3 separate regions of the Homo sapiens genome follow, and all the other regions are linked to region 2. The links are chromatin contacts, found by Hi-C or POLR2A ChIA-PET in ENCODE. All regions are on one chromosome and are shown on one strand. Each heading gives the region's core, a stretch centred on a gene start or an enhancer-like site at or near the end of the contact. The rest is flanking DNA. Distances are from core to core; before and after follow the strand shown.

Region 1 (2,757 bases), core at 173-2,672, 2.0 Mb after region 2:
GTATGTGCTGGGCTGTGTGCTGAATAACATTAGGCAGCATCCTGCTTAGTCCCTGGTCTTGTTTTTACCCTCATTTTTTACCAGTGAGGAAGCGGAGGCACAGAGAGGTTGTTACTTGCTCTGGGTCACACAGCTTAGTCATGGCCTCAGCCCAGAATCTGGCTCTGGAATGGGCAGAAAAGTGAGGAAAGGAGAGAGATGCCTGCTGTGGAAAGGGCGGGGCAAGGGGTCCAGCCAGGCACTTGATTCCACAGCAAGCCTAGTGGGCAGGGAGTTGTTTAGGCCTCAGTTTTCCCCACCTGTAGAATGGATGTCATCCAGGTCTCTTCTTGCCCCTGTTCTGGGACTCTAGGAGCTGCTTGCCCAACCCGCTGATCAGTTTGCTTAACCAAGAGGTTTGCTGAGAAACCTGGCCCAGAGATCCTTCTTAAAGGCCAGGTATGTGCTAGGCAGTTTGGGATGGGAGAAGCAGGCAAAATAGGAAACAGACAAGGACCTGGCCTCTTCCTAAAAGCATGGCAGAAGCTCCTGAGTGGTTATGCCATTGACAATATGAGATTTAAATCATTGTTCTCCACCAGAAAGAGACATGTAGGACACTGGTTGTTAAATTGAGAAGTGCAGGGTCTGCAGGACGGCAGGGCAGGTGCAGAGAACTCTCGAGCCTCTGGGAAGGTTGCCCAGGAAAAATAGAGGCAAGGGCTTGACTTTCCCCAGAGCCTTGGACTGAGGTGGTAGATGCTGGGGGAGGCAGCATCTGCAACTCAACTCAAAGCCCAGCTGGCTGGTGCTCAGGGCACCGGGAGGGATGCAGAGCAAGATATAGGGGTCCCCATTTGCAAGCAGTGCAGAGACCTCTTTCTAAGCTTTGCTCGGTGCCGGAGGCCCAGGTGGCCAGGTGGGAACTCTGGCCTTGAGCCTCTCTCTCCTTTCCACCCGTGTGTGTAGCCTCAGCCAGGCTGCTCGCTTCCCTGCGTGAGCCTCAGCTTCCTTTATCTATAAACTACCAAAGTCTCTTCCACAATAGGAGTGTTGGAGAATAGGAAACTGTGTTCATAAACAGCTCAGCCCCCAGAATAAGTCCTCACAAATCTTAATATTAAACAGGGAGACAGCAAAGGGATATTGTGGCAAGCCATGGCATCGCTGGCACGGGGCTGCACCTGCCTGCGTGTGTGTCAAATCTGACCAGGTGATCTGCAGTTGGTTTCAGGCACAGCTGGCTCTGGCTGTCACCTCTGGAACACAGAGACAAGGAGAATGTTTAGCTGGGCACAGGGAGAGGCTTCATCCCATAGCCTCTGTATCAGTCAATTCTAATCACTTGTAGCTGTAATAACCAAAGAGGAAGCTCTTAAAATGGGGAATTATGTATCTCGGCTGCTGCAAAATAACCCTGGGCCCAGTGCCAAGGAAAACAGCCCTTGTCGGCGGGTGCAGGGACGCCTGTGGAGGAGGACTCGCTCCTGAGTACTCACTGCGCAGCGGGGTGACCACTTGTGTGTGTGTGAGGAAGCTGGGGTGACTGGCCTAATTGCAAGTTTGCAGAGGTGCACAGAGATACTCCGGGGACTCCCTGGAGGGTGTCCTCTGAGGTCAGACTGAGCCGCAGAGGGACAGTGGAGGCTAAGCTCCTAAGGGTTTGGATACATCACGGTCACTGTTACTCCCAGCGGAGTGACCTCAGGGCGTCTCTTGTCATCTCTGGGCCTTATTGATCTCACCCTGGGGAGGATGAAGGCTTTATATACCCCAAGGCCAGGGGTGGACTGGATAGTAGTGATAGCGGTAGTAAGAGGAGATAGTCTCAAGTCATAATGTAGTTGCTGTGCATGGAGTGTGTGCCACATCTTGTTCTAAGCACCTCCTGTGCACCCCCCCTCATTTAACCCTCACAACACTCCCACAGGGAAGGTACAGTTACCCCATTTTACAGATGAGGACACTGAAGACTAGTGGGGTTGAGTGACTTGCCTTAGGTCACCTGTTTGGGGAAGTGACTTTCAGCTTCTGGGTTGAGGCTTATATTCTGGTCCCTGTAGGGGCCAGGGTGCCTGGGGCAGCTGGCAGGGAGCCAGGGGGCTTTTTATACTGCGGCTCCAACAGCCAGTGGGGAAGGTTCAGAGGGGACTGAGCCTGAGCAGTAGGAGGGACTAAAGCAGTTCTGTGTGGCCCGTGTCCCAAGGAGAAGGGGAGAGGGAAGATGGGGCCAGAGGGTCGGCAGGGGCATGTGCTGGGACCTGGTGGGCAATGGTGAGGAGCCTGTGTTTTCTTCTAGGGGTGAGCAAAGGGTTGGGCGGGGGCATGAGGACCTGATTCTGCTTTTTAATCTGCCTTCAGCTGCTGCATTGAGAATAGATCAGGGGCGGGCAGAGTAGCAGCAGGGAGACCTGTGAGGAGGCTGCCACAGATGCCAGTGCAAGGGCTGAGGGGCCTGTAGCTCGTGGTTGCCATGGCGATAGAGAGCTGTGGGTGGATGCCAGGAATGTACAGGCGGGTCTTGCTGGAATGGGCTTCTTCAGGGGCAGGGCTGCTGGCTGTGTGTTCTTCAAGGCAGGTGGACCTGTGACTGCAGCCCCCACAGGTGGAGAGGTGGGTGCACCTTAGAAATGAGGAGTTGGGAGACCCCCACCATGCCAGGCACGTGACAGGTCCCCACTCTGCCCTGTTGAAAACCCCCACCCCCATCCTGGCTCAGCCCCAGGTGGTGGGACGATGGGGTCCTGAGTGTGGAAGGGGGTGGAGGCTTCATTTTGT
Region 2 (2,793 bases), core at 259-2,758:
TATCTAAAACCTGAACTCCCTAGCCTAGCAGTGAAGGTCCTTGCAGCAGAGGACCCACTGAATGCTGCGACATGATCTCACTCTACCAAGAGCAAGCCCACAGTGCAGTTCAAAAAGGGCCAGGCAGGATGCAGTGGCTCAAGCCTGTAATCCCAGCACTTTGGGAGGCCGAGGCGGGAGGATCGCTTGAGGTCAGGAGTTTGAGACCAGCCTGGCCAACGTGGTGAAACCCCGTTTCTACTAAAAATATAACAATCAGCCGGGCGTGGTGGCAGGCGCCTGTAATCCGAGCTACTCGGGAGGCTGAGGCAGGAGAATCACCTGAACCTGGGAGGCAGAGATTGCAGTGAGGTAAGTGAGCTGAGATGGTGCCACTGCATTCCAGCCTGGGCGACAGAGCCAGGCTCCGTCTCAAAAAATAAAAAGGGCCAGAAAAACAGGGACAACACATGCCATGCCAGACTACTGCAGAGCACAGAGGCAAGTCACCCAAGCAGGTCTGGGAAGGCAAGAAGTCTCCTGGAAGAGGTGATATTTGAGCTGAGACCTAAAGGCTGACCAGGAATTACTGCAGCTAACAGAGGGGAGGGAACATAGAGGCAACAGCATGCGTGAAGGAATGGAGGCAAGAACATTGGCAGAAGTCCAAAATTCAACATCCATCATCACATCTAGCACCATGAATCTCTCCAGCAGTATTTGCCACACTTCCTTGCCATCCTCCTTTGCCTCCTGCTTAGTCTGTGTGGTGGAACTCCTGTGATTCATATTTGGGAAAGTATATATTGGACTCCCCACAGGGCTCCTTTAAAATAACCAGGTCAGGAGAAACTTACACTTCCTATTGCACTCCAGTTTTGCTCATCTCCCGTAATTCTGATGGCCCATTTTTCAGTAAACTCAAGCTCAGAAAGGTTGTCAGTCATTCAAGCTCACGCAGCCAGTGAGGGGGGAAAATGGGGATGCAGAGCAGGTGGACCTGCCGCCTATTGTCCCTTAACTGCACAGGCAGTCTGGGCACACAGAGGCTTCTGGCCAGGTGTCTGCCAGAGAAAACGTCCTTGCAAGTTCCCCGCATGCTGCAGCGTACACAGGTGCGCTGCTGTGATCCTCTTTCTACATTGAGAAAGATGAGATCAGTTTCCTCAGGGCCATTTAATAAAGTCCTGTCGGTCGCCTCAAACATCCCATCCACCGAGGGCCGAAGATTCTAGGTCTCTCCCACCTCCCACGTGACTATGTGACATTTGACGGGTAACTGCATCTCATCTGTAAAATGCGTCTTGCAGGATCGTTCTGGCTTCCGTACAATCCTGCAGAGAGCAGCAAAGCGCGCACGCAGCCTCCGCCTCATACTCCGCAGTGGCAGAGCTGGCGCACAGAACACCCGCCAGCCGGCCGTGCGCAGGCGCACTCCGCCAAGTCCCGACGGGAGCTCTGCGGCTGCGCACTCGGCTGGCTTTGCGGCCGCACTGCTTGACGGCAGCGGTGTCCGCCCCACGGCCGGCGTTGCCGGGGTAACGGCGAGCGCGTGGGGCCAAGAAAGGTAAGGGCCCTGGGCGAGGAAAGCGCGGCCCTTTCCGAGTTTGGTGTTTTGCAGCGAAAGGAAATCTCGCTCTTCCGAAAGTCCTCCAGGGCGAGAGAGGAAAGGGCCTAGGTACTGTGCTGGGGTCGCACAGCCGGCCGAGACAGTGCCGGGACGGGGAGCCAGGCTTCCGAGTGCGCCCGGTCACTGACTCCTCCGCGCTTTCCTCGTGCGCCTGCAGCCCTTGGTTCTTGGAAACGCCGGCGCCTTGTTCAGGGCTGGTGGGGCTGGGGCGCAAGGTGCAGCTGACAATGCCCGAGAGGAGCCGCAGCCTCTGGTGGAGTTCGGTCGGGTGTGGGGGTAGTCAAGGAAAGAAGCAAAGGGGTAAGACAGGGAGTTAGGAATTGGCGGGGCCCCTAACGCTGTTGGGGTGCGCAGTTTATTTTATTTGCAGCTGTCGTCTGGTGAGCGCTTTCCACGTGGTAGGCCCCGAACGAAACGCCTTCTGCAAAATTATGCATTTAATCCTGACAACAACTTTCAAAGGCTGGTCATCTGTTTATATGGCTTATTCTCAGGTTCTAACTTGAAAGCTCCCCAGAGGCAGGATTGTTTACCTTGTGCCTTTCATCCTTGCCTCCCTAAGCCCAGGAGGTGCGCAGATGGAGCTTGAAGCGTGTTTTGGTTGGGAGAAGGTGAGATTTGCTGGGTAGGAGGTTTTTTAACCAGGTTTGTTTGGCACCTAGTCCAGGAAGGTTGGAAAATTAAATGGAGCCACCTCTCCCTTTTTTGTTTTTCTAATAGACATTTACCATCACCTAAGAGGTGTTAGCCTGTGTGCTCGAGGGAAGAATAAGAAACAGACTCTGCTTTTAATAGAAAGTAAGAATATGCAGCTCTGGAGTCAGGTTGCGCAGGTTGGGGAAATAAGAAGTAAAGATTTCTCAGGGGTGCGCCCGGCCCCTCCGAGTCACTTTCCACATCTGTACAATGGAAATAAAAATAGTCTTTACCTCCGGGGGCTACTGGGATTAAGTGAATTTGAATAGACCTTGCTGTTACCAGTGGTTAGCTATATGTTAAAATCAGCTGGGTCCACCCAGGAAATTCTGATGTAATTGATTGCAGGTGAGGCCTGGGCATGAGGAGTTAAGGGTAGGTAAGCTTGAGGGCCACTGTGTGATGTACCACTCCCAGGTTTAATTTTCTTAATCTGCATTTTTCAATCATCATTCTAAATAACCTGCAGTGACTCCAATTCCAAACCA
Region 3 (2,700 bases), core at 120-2,619, 1.4 Mb after region 2:
TAGTTTTATGATAGTACATATCTAAGCAATGGTGTACTAAAAATTAGTTAAACCACCATTGAGTGTGTTTATTGGCCAGGGGGAGTAGTGTACAAGTTTCCCCTTTCAAGGAGCCCACATATCCCTCCAGCTTGAGAAACAAATCCCTGTTGATTTTGAAGGACCTCTGCATTCTCATGGTTTGTGAGCCCATGGATGGATCATCAGGTGGATGGGATTGTTTTAATTGAATTTGAGGTAAAGACCATTGTGAGGCCATTTTATACCAAATACCACCCGGTGAATATGTGTGTGTGTGTGTGTGTGTGTGTGTGTGTGTGTGTGTGTGTGTGTGTGTGTACTTTATGTTCTGCTGGCACCAGAATCCCCTGCAGGAGGGCTTGTTAATGCTCAGAGGGATGCCCACTGCCCAGGTTCACATTCAGTCCATCTGGGACTGAATGAAATGCACCCCAAAATGTGCATTTCTAACAAGTTCCCAGGTGATGCTGATGGCCACCCTTAGAGATCCAGAAGATCATCATCTGTGGGCTGGGAGGCAGGACTCAGGTCCACTGGCCTCTGTCCAGCCTGCTCTGGAATCCTGGGTAAGCCCCTTGTTCTGGGTGAGCCTCTGGACTCCCTACTTCCCATTCCTGCAATAAGAAGCTGGGACAAGTCTAGTGCCTCATCCAGGAGCAAGCATAAGCTCTGACACCTGGTTTGCCATTCGGAGTCTAAAGCCTGGTGTCTTATCAGTGAAGTTTCATGTCCACCCAGGAAGCCCCTGGAGCAGGAGGGCAGTGGCAGTCTTAGCTCCCTGCTTTGGGGAGACAAGCTGCGGAAACAGAAAGGCACACTCCCACTCCAAATCCCATCTCTGGCCCTGTGACCTTGTGCAAGTGACTGGTCTCCAGGGCTTCCCCTCATGTTGTAGGGTCACTGAGAAGTCCCTTCTGGAAAGCACCTGGATCTGGTGGGCCCTCTCAGACTCATCTGTGCGCTCCCAGCCACACTTTGCCTCACCGGCCGCTGGCCATCTGCCCGTGGGCTCCTGGTCACCTCGGGAGGAGAGCACTTATCACCATTCCACCCCCAAGGTCTTCCTCAGGATAATCTCCGGCCCGGGTGATTCATCTCATGGGCTGGGCCCTTCCTCTCGGGCCTGAAATATCTCCCTCCCCTCACCATTCCTGGGTCATGCCTGTGCCCCCAGCCATGTGACTTCCTCTGGGGACTGGCCCTGGGCCCCTGCCCTCCTGCCACCCCTCCACTCTCTAGCTAGCGACCCATTCTGGGCCTGCCATATCAGGCAGGGCTCAGCTGGGAGGGAGGAAGCCCACAGCTTGTTGTGCTGGGGAAAAAGTGCATCCCCACGTCCGGCCCCCACCCTGGCCCAGCCACACCTCTGCCTTTAGTGGGCTGGGCTTCCGGCACACATCCTGGCATGTCCTGGCCTGTTTATCACTTAGTTGCCACCTGGCGCTCTGCCCCTCATGCACACACATTCCCTGGGAGGCTTCTGGGGCTGGAGCAGAGTGGTTGGCCAGTATATCCCCCAGCTTTAGGGAGGCTGCCTTTCTCTGGAGCTAAGGATGGCTTTTTGGAGAAGACAGATCTGATCATATATCCCAGTTTCACTGTGGAATTACTGTGTGACTTTAGGCAAGTGAGTCTGCATCTCTGGGTCTTAGTTTCTCTGATTTTTAAATAGAAAGATAAATACCTTCATCTCCAGTTGTTGTGTGGATTAAATAAGATAATTACAAACAGACTGATGCTTGAACCCTACCTCCAACCACTTAAATCAGAATCTCTGTGGAGCATATAAAAAGCTTTCAGGGAGGTTCTAAGACACAGCCATGGATGGAACCCACTAGTATGGAATAGTTAATGGCTGAAGCTCTGGACTAGACCAACATGGATTTGAATTCTGGATCTGTTACATAATTATGGAGCCTTGATAGATTATTAGCCTCTCAGAGCTTCTGTTTACTTGTGTGTAGGATGGGGATAATAGTAATTACTTCCTAGTACTGTTATGAACATTAAATGAAGTAATAGATACTAGGTACTTTGCACACAGTGACTATTCCCTAAGTAAGTCAGGTGAGGAGAGGACAAGCCCTTCGTTCACCAGTTTACACAAGGCAGCTGGCTCTGTGCCTGGTCCCTCGATGGTACTTCAAATGAATATCTGTAAATGACTAAGTGTAGCTGTTTTCATTATTGTAGACTAAAAAGTAGTGAAAAATCTCAATTATCCTGAAGATAAACTTTTTCTGTCTTGTGACTGACTTTAGAAACTACATCTCCCAGCATCCTTTGCAGCTAGGGGCAGCCATGACTTTGTTCTGTTGAAAGAGATGTAGGTGGAAGCCCCTGGGCTTTCAGTTCCTTGAGTTTCCCCTTCCTCTGGCAGCCATCTTGAGAAGGACGGCCAAATGGAAAACAAGAAGGGACACGATGGCATGGTTGAGCTGCCATAGCAGCCCCGCAGCCTGCCTCTGGGCTTTTTTTTTTTAAGTGACAGAAAAATCTATTATTGTTTAGGCCTCTGGGTTGGGGGATTTTTGTTTCTAGTGGAAGAAAAACAGATGCATTGGGCCTCCTCATTGTCCTACTTTCTGTTCTTAGTCCTCCGTGTCCAAAAAAATCTAGAACCAGTCACCTGAATCACTAATTCCTTCTTTAGATCTCTAGGGCTGGGTTAGAGGCACT

What was found. A loop is a pair of places that touch in the nucleus more often than their neighbours do. ChIA-PET counts read pairs that join two places held with the same protein, here RNA polymerase II (POLR2A). Pooled maps may share reads with other maps.
Region 1: a loop to region 2 is called in a map of CD4-positive, alpha-beta T cell, with 5 times the contacts of the local background. The contact joins the enhancer-like site here to the promoter of TSEN2 in region 2. A Hi-C loop is called at or near these places in 1 of 168 maps with a recorded cell type or tissue (CD4-positive, alpha-beta T cell) and 5 of 50 pooled maps. POLR2A ChIA-PET finds 5 or more read pairs at or near these places in 1 of 52 experiments (GM12878).
Region 3: a map of CD8-positive, alpha-beta T cell shows a loop between it and region 2 (6-fold over the local background). The contact joins the enhancer-like site here to the promoter of TSEN2 in region 2. A Hi-C loop is called at or near these places in 2 of 168 maps with a recorded cell type or tissue (CD8-positive, alpha-beta T cell and ascending aorta) and 6 of 50 pooled maps.

Annotation. Positions count from the first base shown.
Region 1 is chr3:14,438,256-14,441,012 of GRCh38, forward strand. All of the region lies in intron 2 of SLC6A6 (solute carrier family 6 member 6), which reads left to right. Among named protein-coding and RNA genes, the nearest start is that of SLC6A6, 37 kb to the left of the region's middle. RefSeq lists an enhancer at 1,142-1,642. Within about 2 kb of position 1,423, at least 16 of the 41 ENCODE cell types and tissues checked have a DNase peak (open chromatin) inside an H3K27ac peak, as active enhancers do.
Region 2 is chr3:12,482,972-12,485,764 of GRCh38, forward strand. TSEN2 (tRNA splicing endonuclease subunit 2) reads left to right here and starts at 1,509. Exons shown (of 12, transcript NM_025265.4): 1 at 1,509-1,909. RefSeq lists an enhancer at 1,433-1,852.
Region 3 is chr3:13,889,547-13,892,246 of GRCh38, forward strand. No RefSeq gene overlaps it. Among named protein-coding and RNA genes, the nearest start is that of WNT7A, 11 kb to the left of the region's middle. Within about 2 kb of position 1,370, at least 7 of the 41 ENCODE cell types and tissues checked have a DNase peak (open chromatin) inside an H3K27ac peak, as active enhancers do; they include CD8-positive, alpha-beta T cell, where a contact is called at or near this core.